Regions from separate parts of the Homo sapiens genome. Here region 2 is linked to region 1. A link is an interaction called in ENCODE POLR2A ChIA-PET data of the cell type or tissue named here. Cell type or tissue: MCF 10A. All regions are shown on one strand. Each heading gives the region's core, and the rest is flanking DNA. Links, peaks and the distances in the headings are about the cores only.

What was found. Peaks named below come from ENCODE experiments on the same cell type or tissue, not always from the same donor. Only the 100,000 strongest peaks of a DNase experiment are listed, where the experiment ranks them.
Region 2: POLR2A ChIA-PET joins it to region 1 with 6 read pairs; 1 of 35 experiments calls an interaction of 5 or more read pairs at or near these places.

Annotation. Positions count from the first base shown.
Region 1 is chr6:45,780,090-45,786,254 of GRCh38, reverse strand. No RefSeq gene overlaps it. Among named protein-coding and RNA genes, the nearest start is that of RUNX2-AS1, 210 kb to the right of the region's middle. In MCF 10A, for the core only: no CTCF peak of the experiment used is centred there; a DNase peak (open chromatin) is centred at 2,354.
Region 2 is chr6:44,671,137-44,677,301 of GRCh38, reverse strand. No RefSeq gene overlaps it. Among named protein-coding and RNA genes, the nearest start is that of MIR4642, 240 kb to the right of the region's middle. In MCF 10A, for the core only: no CTCF peak of the experiment used is centred there; a DNase peak (open chromatin) is centred at 2,671.

The DNA.
Region 1 (6,165 bases), core at 1,321-3,820:
TATGTGTTTTTAAGGCCGTGGGACAAATATATTTTTGTTGACAAGCAGCTGAAGCTTTCCCTGGTATAAAGACAGGGTTACTAATTAAGGGATAGTATAATTATGTGTGTTGGCAGAAATGTCACATATGTACCATGGCTGCAAACATCGGGGGCCTGCGACCCAGCTCATCTCAGGGGGTTCAGGCCAAGACGGACCTCTGGGGCAGCACCTCACATCAGGCCAGTCAGTCATTGCTTCCTCCTCGGTGATGTTTCCCCAGCTCGCTACACTGATGAGGACTCCATCACAAGCCACTGGGAAAGACAGGCTATGAAGTTTGAACATATGTGAAAATGTACCTTCATCTCATAGAATCCACTGCAAGCCTCAAGAATGATGTTGGAGAAATCTACGTTTTTTAGTGCAGGAAGGTGATTGAAATTATGTGATATGAAAAAATAAATATATATAAAACGGTCTATGTCAGCATGGAGAGTGGAAAGTACGCATCTTCCTCCTCTGCAACCCAGGATCCAATCTCTGGGGCCAACCTGCTCCAGCTCCATCCTGCAGGGGGAAATGTGAGATCCTTCATTACTGAGGTTCTAGGTTCCTGGGATATCTCAGAAAGGCACATCTCCAAACACAGAAAAGTTCCCTGCCAGTCACGTTGACCACCTCATGCAGGGTAACTTTGATAAGTTTTTTCACACACACACACACAAGTCTGCTTTGTATGCATTTCTCAGAAATCTCTTTCTCAAAAGGGATGCAGGCTCAAAAGAAAGTAGGCTGTGGGGAGAAAGAAAATCCCTGCCGTTCTGGGTAACTGAAAAATTAAATTATTAAAACAATCACAGCATGTGAACTTCTCCCAAAACCCTATTCCAAGCTTCCCAGTCAGACCTAGAGCAGTATTGTTCAGAGACCAAGGGGCAGTGCAGACAAGCAAGGCCAACGTGGCCTTCTCAGCCAACTTGGCTTCCTCAGAGTTTTCCTGGCCCCTCCTGTACAGTGCAGCCCTTAAGCCCCTACTGTTTGCTCACTTGTCTGTGAGCCCAGTTCAGCCCCGTGCAGGGCTTCTGGAATGCTGGCCTGTGTCTTGCACTGTCCTTCAACCTAGCTGGGGAAGTGAATGATTAGTTAATGACCTAGTATGAGGCAGAACCCAGAGTTCTAAAAGATCCTTGAGAAGAGTGTCCTTGAGGTGATGCGGGGGAGGCGCAACAAGAACCATCTTTTAAATGATTGAGGACCATGGTTGTGTGCCCTGAAGGCACCAGAAAAATTAGTGCCAGCCCCTCTGTATCATGACAGGGCTCTGTGTTTGAGATGGCAAGTTTACAAGGCAGCATAGCATGGGGTTAAGAGTAAGAGTGTCTTTCGCTCTTTCAGTAGCCAGAGGGAAGGAGGGAGGATAGGAGAAAGAAGGAGGAAGGAAGCAGGCAAGGAGTGCTAATAGTAATTCCATCATCAACGTGTGCTGTGCTCTTCACAGACAGCATCTCATTTAAAACTCCCCCAAACCTATGGGATTTATCATTCAAAACACGGCATTTTAAAGTATACCCTCTTGATTAAATAAAGCTCAGAAGTCATATAATTAAATGTTCCATTTGATCTGTAGCCCTCAGCCCATCCCTGAACTTTACCTCAACTTCACCCCGTCTTGAGCTTTATTCCAACCCAAACCCTCTCCATCCCTAACATGAGGCTTAGGGATGGGGTAGGAGTCAGGAATGTGTTAAGGTGTCTTCCTCAGAAGATACTGGGGAAATTTTAGAGCTGATATTTTTTAAATGGATTTTAATTTTTATTTTATTTATTTATTTATTATTTTATTTATTTAATAGATTTTTTTAATAAATAGATTTTATTTATTAGATCTCCTTAAAAACAAAAGTAATCAATGATTCTTCTAACAAATTAAATAATAAAGTGATAAATGAAGAATAAGTTAATAATTCCTCTCACAAGTTCTGCTTCATGTGGTAATTAATGCTAATAGCCCAGTTATTCTTCCCTGTTCTTTCAAATACATACAAGCATCACAGATATAAATCTATATATTAAAGCTGACATTTTAATGGTTTTCTTTGAGTATCATAAAAATTTACTGTGAATGCCAAAAATCTCTACCAAAATGCCAAGTCAAATTGTCACATTACCACTATTTTTCCCATGTTAAAGATGAAGGAACCGAGCTCTAGAGAAATTAAATAACTGGGTCACATTCACACAGCTAGAGCCATGCTGGCTGGCTGGCTTGTGTGCCTGTCTTTCTACCACACAGCACTGCCTCACGTTTCATACGGGACTTGGGGTTGAGCTGCACAGCCTAGAGGTCATCTGCTTACTCATCTTCCTATGCCACTCCCAGGCCTGGGCTTCATCTTTGAGTGTCCGGGATCATGAATCTGCCTGGACAAGTTCCTTCATACCTCATGCCTTAATTTTCCTGTTAATAGCCCAGTAGCTTACTGTGTGGGATTGGTCTGAAGATTAGACGAAAAAAAAATAATAGTTCTTTTTAAACAAAAATATGAAGTCTGAACAAATGCTTCAAGAAAAAGCTTTCTTTTCTGACAGGTGCCATTTTTCTCAAACCCACATAGATTTAAAATGGGCCAGATGTTGCCTTTATCAGCATTACACAAGGATCAGGTAAATGGATCCACGGGACCAGTTCCTACTCTCCGTTTCCTTTTAAGGTACTTAAATAATATGGGCACGGTCAGTTGTTTAGGGAAAGAGACAAGCTCTTGAGATTGAGGTAATGAGAAGATCCATTGAGAAGAGTCCTGGAGAAGGGCCTGCACTGGACTTTGAAGGTACCCTCAAGCTGCACAATCTTCTGTGAGGCTTGTCAGACTCTGAGATTCCTGCCAAAGGTCTATTTTTTTCCATTAGTCTTCATTGATGAGGTTTTCATTTGAAACCTGAATGCACAAACCAAGAGTTCCTTCGGTCTAAACTCAAGAAGAGAGCCACATGAGCCAGAGTTGACTGTCTGCATTCAACTTTTTAGAAATGGTAGGGCGGGGGAGTGGCAAGGATTTTGTTTTAGTCTGTTAAGGGACAACAAGCTTCCAAAGTTCCATTTGAGGGACACACAGGAGGCTGAAAAGAACCAGTAGGCAGCTCCTTGTCCTAGCCCTGAGGTTACTTATGGATCAAATGATTCTACTGTTTTCTCTGCCCCCTTCAAGTCTGACAAGCATTGACTGTCCCTTATTTCTTAGGGTCTGTTAAGTTTTTTTTTTTTTCAATTTGAAACACATAGCTTAATTTGAAAACAAATGAGTTTTCTTAGAAGAAATAATACTTGCCACCTACTAAAGAGGCTTATTGCATTCCACACTGAGAAACAAGTTGCCAGAACCAGGGGTTTAGATGGAGACGGGTGGCAATGAGCTGCCTGATGTCCCCTCTCTGGACTTAGCATTTCCAGATCCACTGTGGCCTGACTGTGACATAGCCCTGTGGGCCTTGGCCACCTTGGACCCAGACACACATCTGCCAAGGTGAAGTAACAAATGCTTGTCCAGTCTGGTGATCAGCAGGACAGAGACAGGCACCCAAAAAATTATTTTTGGCTGGGTACAGTGGCTCACGCCTGTAATCCCAGCACTTTGGGAGGCCCAGGCAGGCGGATCACTTGAGCTCAGGGGTTGGAGGCCAGCCTGGGCAACATAATGAAACCCCGTCTCTACAAAAATTAGCTGGGTGTGGTGGCCTGTGCCTGTAGTCCCAGCTACTCAGGAAATTGAGGTGGGAAGGATCTCTTGAGCCCAGGAGGTCGAGGCTGCAGTGAGCTGTGATTGCACCACTGCTCTCCAGCCTGGGCCACATAGTGAGATCCGGTCTCAAAAACAAAGAAACAATTTTTAAGCCAGAAACCTACCCCATTCTTAAGTAAAGACAACAAGGATTCAATAACCCTATCTACACCGTCACCACACAGCAGAGTACGTTGAGCCCCTCCAAAACTGTGCCTCCCAAAGGGGACACAACCTGCCCAGCAGCTCCTCCACAAGGCTGAGGGTGCTGTCCTCCTCTCATTCCGGGAACCCAAAGCAGGCCCCAGGAAATGAGGAGTTTTTCAAAATAGCATCCTGGGGTCCCTTTTAACCTCTCTATCTCTGCAAAACCTACAAGACTCTGTGGAGTTGGGTTCGAGCCAAGATAGGATTAACTGGAATTGCAGAAGTTTTCAGAATAAGCAGTTTCCTACTATTAGCAACTTCTTACCCATAGCTAAGGCTCAATCCCCCTTCCCCTTTCTTAGCCAAAAAGGACATATATAATAATTCTGTTTTGTGAGATAAAGTGTGTGTTGTGTGCATGTGTGTGTCTGTAGGTACGCATGTGCACAGTGGTCCTTGTGAGTGCATACACACCTACACACAAGGACTGCACAGCCATATCCCTACCTTCACCACACTGCAGAGATGGACATGTCCCACTCTCCAAATATATATATACACACATTTATATATATATACACACATATACATATATATACACATATATATAGTAGATACTTATATAAGTGTTTTCAGTGCGTGTGTGTTTGCGTGTGTATAAACATAGATAGATATTTATCCCTTCTCTTCTTCCTCATTCTCCTCCAAAGTCTTCATCAAATCTAAAAACTGTTCTTTTCCATTTCTACCCAATCCAGACTTTCTGTTATGTCTGCTTCAAGCGTCACAAAACAGAGGTTAAATTCTGAGCCTCAGTGATTCTATCTAGAGCCACTGTTGGGCACTTTCCTTACTGGCCTTGACCTGTCTGGGATATCGCCTACCAGTAGTCTCCAGAAACATGCCATCAGCCAGGATGCATGGCCCTGCATCTCAAGTGTCTTTTCTGGGTTATGCTATAAATTTTGGCTGAGACATCAACACATGTCAACATGTTACTTTCAGTGACATGTTTTTCTTTTCTCTGTTAGCTTTGGTTCAGGGCTGTAAATCCATTTGGGGAAGCAAAGTGTCCAAGCCTAAGCAAAAGTCATCTAATATGCTTCATGGATTGTGGGATTTCTCTATGCCTGACCCCTCCTTCCGTCACTCCCCTCCCTCCTTATTTTCCTTAGAAATCAAAGTGAAAAGGATATTCAGTTGGATATCCTTTAGTGATTAAAGTGATCAAAGTGAATTCAACTGGCAGGGCATAAATGAACACAAACCAATGAGCTCCCAGTGACCTCTGTCCTTGGTTGGATCTTAATGAGATCCCTCCCAGGTACACACATTTGCTGCCTCTAGGGAATTGTAGCCAAATCTCCTTTTGTTCCATCTGAGCTCTGAATTTTCTTTTTTGTCTTTTCATTGACAACAGTGGTCTCTGTCCAGATTTTAACCCCGCTTTGTCTAGTCTCTTCTTTCCTTTTTCATTATTCAAAATATCTTTGATCTGCTTGACATAGGGCTCTGGGCTACCTGAAACATTCCTTCCAGGTGTTCTGAGAGCTCCAAAGACTCTCCTCTTGCCCCAGGGGGGCTGCTTCTCCACTGTCTTCCTTTTGCCCTTGACAGAGTGAGTTCCCTTGGCTGTGCTTTCATTAAGTGTAATGGAGAAGGAGGCGCCACAAGCAACTCAGCTCAAAGCTGTGGCTTATGAAAAGTGATCTAAAAGGTGTGCTATACATTCCTCAGGCTGGCTGAAGGTGGCTAGCAGAAAGGCAGTTTATAGGGAACAAAAGAAACATGGCTTTACTGCCTCTCTATTAAAAAAAATAAAAATAAAAAACTCAGGTTTTGAACAAATAATATTAATGTACAGCTTGAACACACATCTTAACCATCAATCTTAAATCTAAATCAGTTTTGGCTGTTCCAAAAACCCATTTGCAAAGGATAAAGACTTACCACGATTAGGGTATCCTAAAGAATTAGCCATGGACTCTGAAGAAATCAATTGCAGGAGACAGCTTACGGCTGTGAAAAGAGCAATAAGCCAGAAGTCAGCCAACCAGGATTCTAAGCCCAGAACTGTGAGCATGCTATTTAATTACTTTAGGTTTCAGTTTCCTCATCTGCAAAAGGAGAGGGGTGAACTTAAACCTCTAAATTTCCATGGGTTTCAAAAATGTTTTGAACAAGTAAGTAATATTAAAATAAGCCAGTATTCTCCCAAGGCAGATACTTTGCAGGAAAAGTATATATTTATTTGGAT
Region 2 (6,165 bases), core at 1,323-3,822, 1.1 Mb after region 1:
CTGGCTTTGCAGAGGCCCCTGGGTGCCAGTCTGTCTTGGGCGGTTCCTTAGCCTCTCTTGGGTGCTTCTTAGTCCTTGGCCTGGGAACCAAGAAACTAATTCCTGCTAATACGTAAGTAGCAGTGACATGGATGTCTTTTAGCTGAGGCTTTGGAGGGGATTTAACAGGAGACTCACAGGCATTCACATGGGTTGGAGGTGACAGTGCAAACCAAGCCAACAGAGCCGACTCTTCTCCCAGCTCAGCCTCTGCTCACAAATCTCATTTCTGATATTACTTCTGAGGGATCCAGTCACAGGAAGCAGCCTACAGGCTAAGCAGCTCTTTGAGGCTGACTCAGCCAGCGGCCTTATGGGATTTAAAGCCCAGGCTCCAGAGTGTCTAGGACTGGGACAGGAGACCACAAAACCAGCATCCCCACTGCGTCCAGCCAGGTCCTACCTGCCAATAAATGCCTCCTTCTGCTAAGCGGTGACTGCTTTTGTTTGCCAGAAGTCATCTCATTGAAGCTTGTAATCGTCTTCTCTCCTCCTCCAGGGAGACCACCAGCTTGGGAGACAGAGGTCTATATGGCCTGCACCGGCTCTCCCTCCTGCCTCTGCAGACTCAGTAGGCACAGCCTCACCCCTGAGTATCCGAGTCACTGACGAACATGCTCAGTGGGCCAAGGCTGAGGGCATCTTTGTTGGAATGTTTGGTTCCAATGTTCTAGGTGGCAAACTCCATGCCCTGTGGCCCTCCTCAAGGACGTGCCCCTCCAGGGTAACACCAACCCAGTCACTGCTTCCCCTTGAAGACAGTCATTCAACCAGTCACTGTCCCAACCACACAGTATAGTTCTCTGGTCTTGTCCAGAAACCCCGTATCTACTGTCTTTTACTGATATGCTAATCCTGGCACCCTGCCAGGAGGGCAACATGGATGCATGGACACACTCTCTCCCAGTGCATTCATGCTTCTCTCCAGGGGGCACTCCCAGGAGAAGCAGTGTGGCGCAGCAGTTAGGGCACAGCCCTGGAGCCAGGTGCCTCGGTGTGGATCCTGGCTCTGCTACTTGCTACCTGCGTGGCACTGGGCAAAGCTGTTAACCACATTCTCTGTCTCAATATCCTCATCTGCAGAGTCCAAGTAATCATCATAGCCAATTAAATACTATTTGGCCATAAAAAAGAATGAGATCCTGTCATTTGCTGAGCATACATGGGTGAAACTGGAGGTCATTATGGTAAGCGAAATGAGCCAGATATGGAAAGACAAACATCGCATGTTCTCACTCATGTGTGGGAGCTTTTTAAAAAGTTGATCTTGTGGACGTGAAGAGTAGAATGATAGAATGCCAGAGGCCAGGAAGGTTGTGGGTATGGGGTGTGGAGGACGAAGAGAGGTTGGTTAATGGATACAAACATACAGTTAGAGAGAAGGAATAAGTTCTAATGCTCAGTAGTAGAGTAGGGTGACTGTAGTTAAAAACAATGTATTGTACATTTCAAAATAGCTAAAAGTGAGGACTTGAAATGTTCTCAACCCATACAAATGGTAAATACTTGAGTCAGTAGTTACCCTAAATACCCTGACTCAATAATTACACATTCTATGCATGTAACAAAGTATCATTTGTACAAATGTTATTTGTCAATAAAAATCATCATACCAATTTCGTAAGGTGGTTATGAGCACTGAATTAGTAATAGCACATGTAAAGCTCAAATGTTAGCTAGTTTTATTACTATTTATTTCTCTAGGTATTGGCAAGCCCTACTTAATAATCTGTTCTACATCCTGTCCACAAGGGGTTGAGCTCATGGTTGTTATCCGCTTTGGCTGAATACTCCAGGAGTATCCTGGTTTCTGCTGGGCAGGTCTCGTTACAATCAGGAGGTGCACCGGTTATTTTTTTTAATGCACCTCCTCTCAGGTTTGAGAAGAATGATAGGGACACATCTAGACAATGAGCAGAAGCTTTCAGACCTCAGGCAAAGGGAGACTGTTAGGTCCCAACACACTAGAATGCAAACTCCCAACAGGTGGCAACCCTGCCCCTCTCAGTGTCTGAATTCTTCCTAGGATCTAGCACGTTGCCAAACACAAAGTGCTCCATTCACATTTTCTGAATGAATGAATGAACAGGGGGATAGCACACACTAAAAGACAACGTGCTTTGGACTCTTTTGATGGGAAGTCTGCATCTCACAGTTACACTCTTTGAAAGACTGAATTTTTGGTAAAGTTTGACCCTAACCTGCTTCGCAAGCCATTTTGTAAATATCCACTGAGTTATCTGGCACCCTGCCGGTCCCTCACCCTGTGACCCACTCTGAGGCTTGGGTCTGCAGCTGAGCTTCGGAGAGAAAGGTACTCAGAGGTCCAGCTGTCCTCCAGGGAGGAGGTGGCCTGTTTGCCAGGGCAGTGGCCCATTGTCACCCTTTGTGGTGGAGAATCAGGGCAGTTGATCTTTGTGGGACCTTTGCCCTCAGAGGTGCCCACTCTGCCCTAGGTAATCTCTCCAGAGCGGAACTAGATTTGGAAGCTGGGGAGACATTGGTGACTAATGAATGACTTAAGGGTGGAAAGGAGATTTGCATACAGGTAGGATGTGCCTCTGTGGGCTAGATTGAGGCAGTTTAGAAGTCTAATAATAGGCTTTCCAACAGGTAGACTTCTGAGGTCTCGCATGCTTCCGGTGCCTGGGGTTGACTCATCTTTCCAGTGCCTCAGGCAGGTTCCCATAAAGGTGCAATCCCATAGGGAATTCAAACACTGGATTTGCTGTCACTTATGGATGAGGATTGCAGCTCTGTGTCGAGGCTTTCAGCATAGCTCCTGACTTAGACATGACCTTGACCTGGTTGAGATTATAGCATCTTCCTGAGCCAGGGCTTTGAGCTGGAGTTCTGTCCCCGAGCCTGCCCCACCACCCACTTCCCTGCTTGCCCTTTATAGCTTGACTCTTGCAGCTGCTGAGGAAATGTTAAGTGTCTCAAGGCACGGAAACAGAAGGTGCACCATAAAGCCCTTCACAGAAGATTTTGTTAGGAAGTCTGGAGCAAACGTGGTCTTCCTTCTGGCTCCCCTCTCAGAAAAAATGCCCAGCCTCCATCTACTCCTTCTTCTCCCCACCCCCAGCCCATGTAAACCCCTGAATTTCTTCCTCTTTTCATTTTTTCCTGCCACCCAGTCCAAGATGTGACCATTTTTCTCCTGGAAAAGCCTCATGGAGGACACCTTGCTTTCCACACTTGTCCCTGTAATCCATTCTCTACATAGCAGCCAGAGGATATTTTAAAAATGCAAATTGGATTGTGTTGCTCCCCCTTAGAAATCCTCCAATGGCTTCCCATTGCTCCAAGGATAAAAATCCAAGTCTTTAACCCAGCCAATGAGGTTCTACATGGTTTGGACCTCACTCCAGCCCTCCTTTGCCTATTCCTCATTACACACATCTGAGTTTTGAATTATATATTGGTGGAATGATTTGAGTAGAGAGTAGGCAGGGCACCTCGTATGTCCAGACAGTTTGTGCACTGCACAGTTCCAGAGCATGGGGGGCATTTACACAGATTAGGATGTGACTAGGCACATGAAATTGTGCAGTGCACAACCTGCATGACCATACCTGGCTGCCTAGTTGTGTTTTCAGCTCCTGGCAGAGTACCTGGCACTTGGTAGGTGCTCAGTAAATATCAGTTGAATGAATTGATGTTGATGCAAGTTGAACTGGCATAATATGAGCATCCTGTAAATTTTCTTGAACCCCAGATATAATCAACAAATCCTAGAATGTTACAGACGCAATGCAGAGAGATTCTTGAAATATTTTTATTGGCAGTTGATCATGATAGCATTAACCTTTATCAATCATTAATTTCTGACACAGTCCTAGGTTCCTTGCATGGTTTATTGCAGTCAGTCCTCAAAACAAACCCATGAAATGAGCCTGATTATTATTTTCTTATTACAAAGGAGGAAATCATTTCCCAAGGGGTAAACTACACAGGTCCTAAGTGGCAACACCAGGATTGGAACCAGTGCTGTCTGACTCCAAAGCCCACGCTCCTGCCTTCAAGCCCGACACCAATGTTCAGGGTCAAGACTATTCCTTTATTTACTCCCAGAATCTTGCTTAGTACTTTGTTAGCGAACTAAAAGCTTTTCATAGCCGTGTGCCTGCCAGCTCTGAGTGTGTTACCTGGAACAAGCTCTCCTAGGATGCCCGGGGGCAGATGAGGGGATCAGCCACATGCCCATGGGCCCTGACTCACCAGCAACTTGAGAACAAGAAGAAGCTCAGCAGGTCACCTGAAACCTTTGTACTGGCCTCTGGCTCAAATGCAACACAAAGAGCTTTTTGCTTCTAGCAGACAGCAGTGGTAGGGTGGTTGGGGAACAGACAGCCTACTCCTGAGATCTGTGGCTTAAAAATTCTCATAATTATTGTTACCACATATCAGTTGTCCAGGCATCTGGACAGATGTGGGGTCCAGGCACCATGCAGACTCTCCTGCATATGTTAATTCCCTGAAAGGCAGGAAGAATTATGCCTAGTTTACAGCTGGGAAAACTGAGGCTCATTGAGATTAAGCAACTTGTTAAAGCTTCCTTAACCTGAGAGTGGCAGATCTGATATCCAAATAGGGTCTGTCAGTATCTAAATGCCATGCTTTCACTAGGACGCCCTGAGGCTCAGATTGTACCTAAGACCAAAGACCAGGTCACTGGGAGGCAGACAATGTGATGGCTCCCAGCCCACCCCTACCCCATCCCCCATCCTCTCCCACAGTAGGGCAGCATGCTGCTTTGGTGGAAATCATCCCTCTCCTAGCTCCATAAGCCAGTCCATGTAGTTTCATCCCCCTTGCCACAGTGATTTATTTGTTCCGGGATGGGAAGGAACTTAGGCTCAAGCCCATCAGTGCTTGACACTCTCCTGGCCATAATGTCTGTCTGAGGCTGGCTAAATCAGAGTGAAGCACAGGACTCGTGTTAAATATTTGGGGGTGGGGTGGGAGAGCTCTCTCTCTCTCACACTCCACAGTGTGGTATGCGGATGTGAGGCCCAGAACAATTGCAGCTGTTTTGCCACCATCTGAGAAATCAGGATGAAATGAAGCCAAATCATCAAAAAGGACAGAACTGGGCAGATCACAGAGAAATGGAGACATAGCCCTGATCAAACCATTCCTGCAAGTTGAACCACTCCTGGCCTTTCCATTGCATTTTCTAATATGTTATTCCCTTACTGTTCAAGTCGGTTTTTGAGCTAAGTTTTCTATTCATTGCAATAGAAATGATCATATCCAGAATCTACAGAAAATTGGCCTGGGTTGGTTTTCATCAGACCAGCCTCTACTAAAAGGAACTGGTTGCGGATGAGGTGAAGCAGCTGTGTGCAGGGCCGAAGGTGCAGGGATGCAAAGGGAGCAGGGTATGGTGGGGAAGTGTAAGGGAGGGGAGGGGTGGGGGGCTGAGGGAGAGGAGGGGGAGAGAAGAACTGAGGGGCTGGGGATTGAGAGTGTAAGAGACATTAGAGGAATTAGGGGTGTAAGGGGGCTAGGAGAATTTGGGAGGAGTGGAGGGTGGGGTAAAGAGATAAGTAAGGTGAGGGGTGAGAGAGCAAGGGGGTGAAGGAGGTGAGGATGCTGAAGGAGATGAGGGGGTAAGGGAGTGAAGGGGGTGAGGAAATTAAGGAGGGGAGGAGTTGGGAGGGGGCCTCCTAGGGGCCGTCCCAGGCCAGAGCTGCCAGGAGCACTCCTCTGGCTGCTGGGGACCCTGTTCCCACTGGGCAGGGGAGGCATCCTGCCTCGAGCCGTGGGGGGAACCAGAAGTCATGGAGGGAACCTGAAGTGGGAAGGCTGAACACATTGATGTAAATCGTTGCCCTCCATGTTTTCAGTTCCTTGTTGCTGAGAAATGGAGACTAGCCCTGATCAAACCATTTCTCTGCAACAAGAAAGGATTGAGCCCTGGGCTTTCAACCCTTGTTCCAAAGAACTAAGCATAGAAAGAATTCACCTGCTTCAAAGAGAGGGGATATTTTTGGAACTAAAACACTCCCCTTCCTCTTGCCTTAACCTTTTGCCCGGAGAGCACTGGGAAGCCTTGGTGAGGCTGCAGAGAAGGAAGGTGGACCCCACTGTGCACTGACTCCATCTGTGAAAATCTTGAAT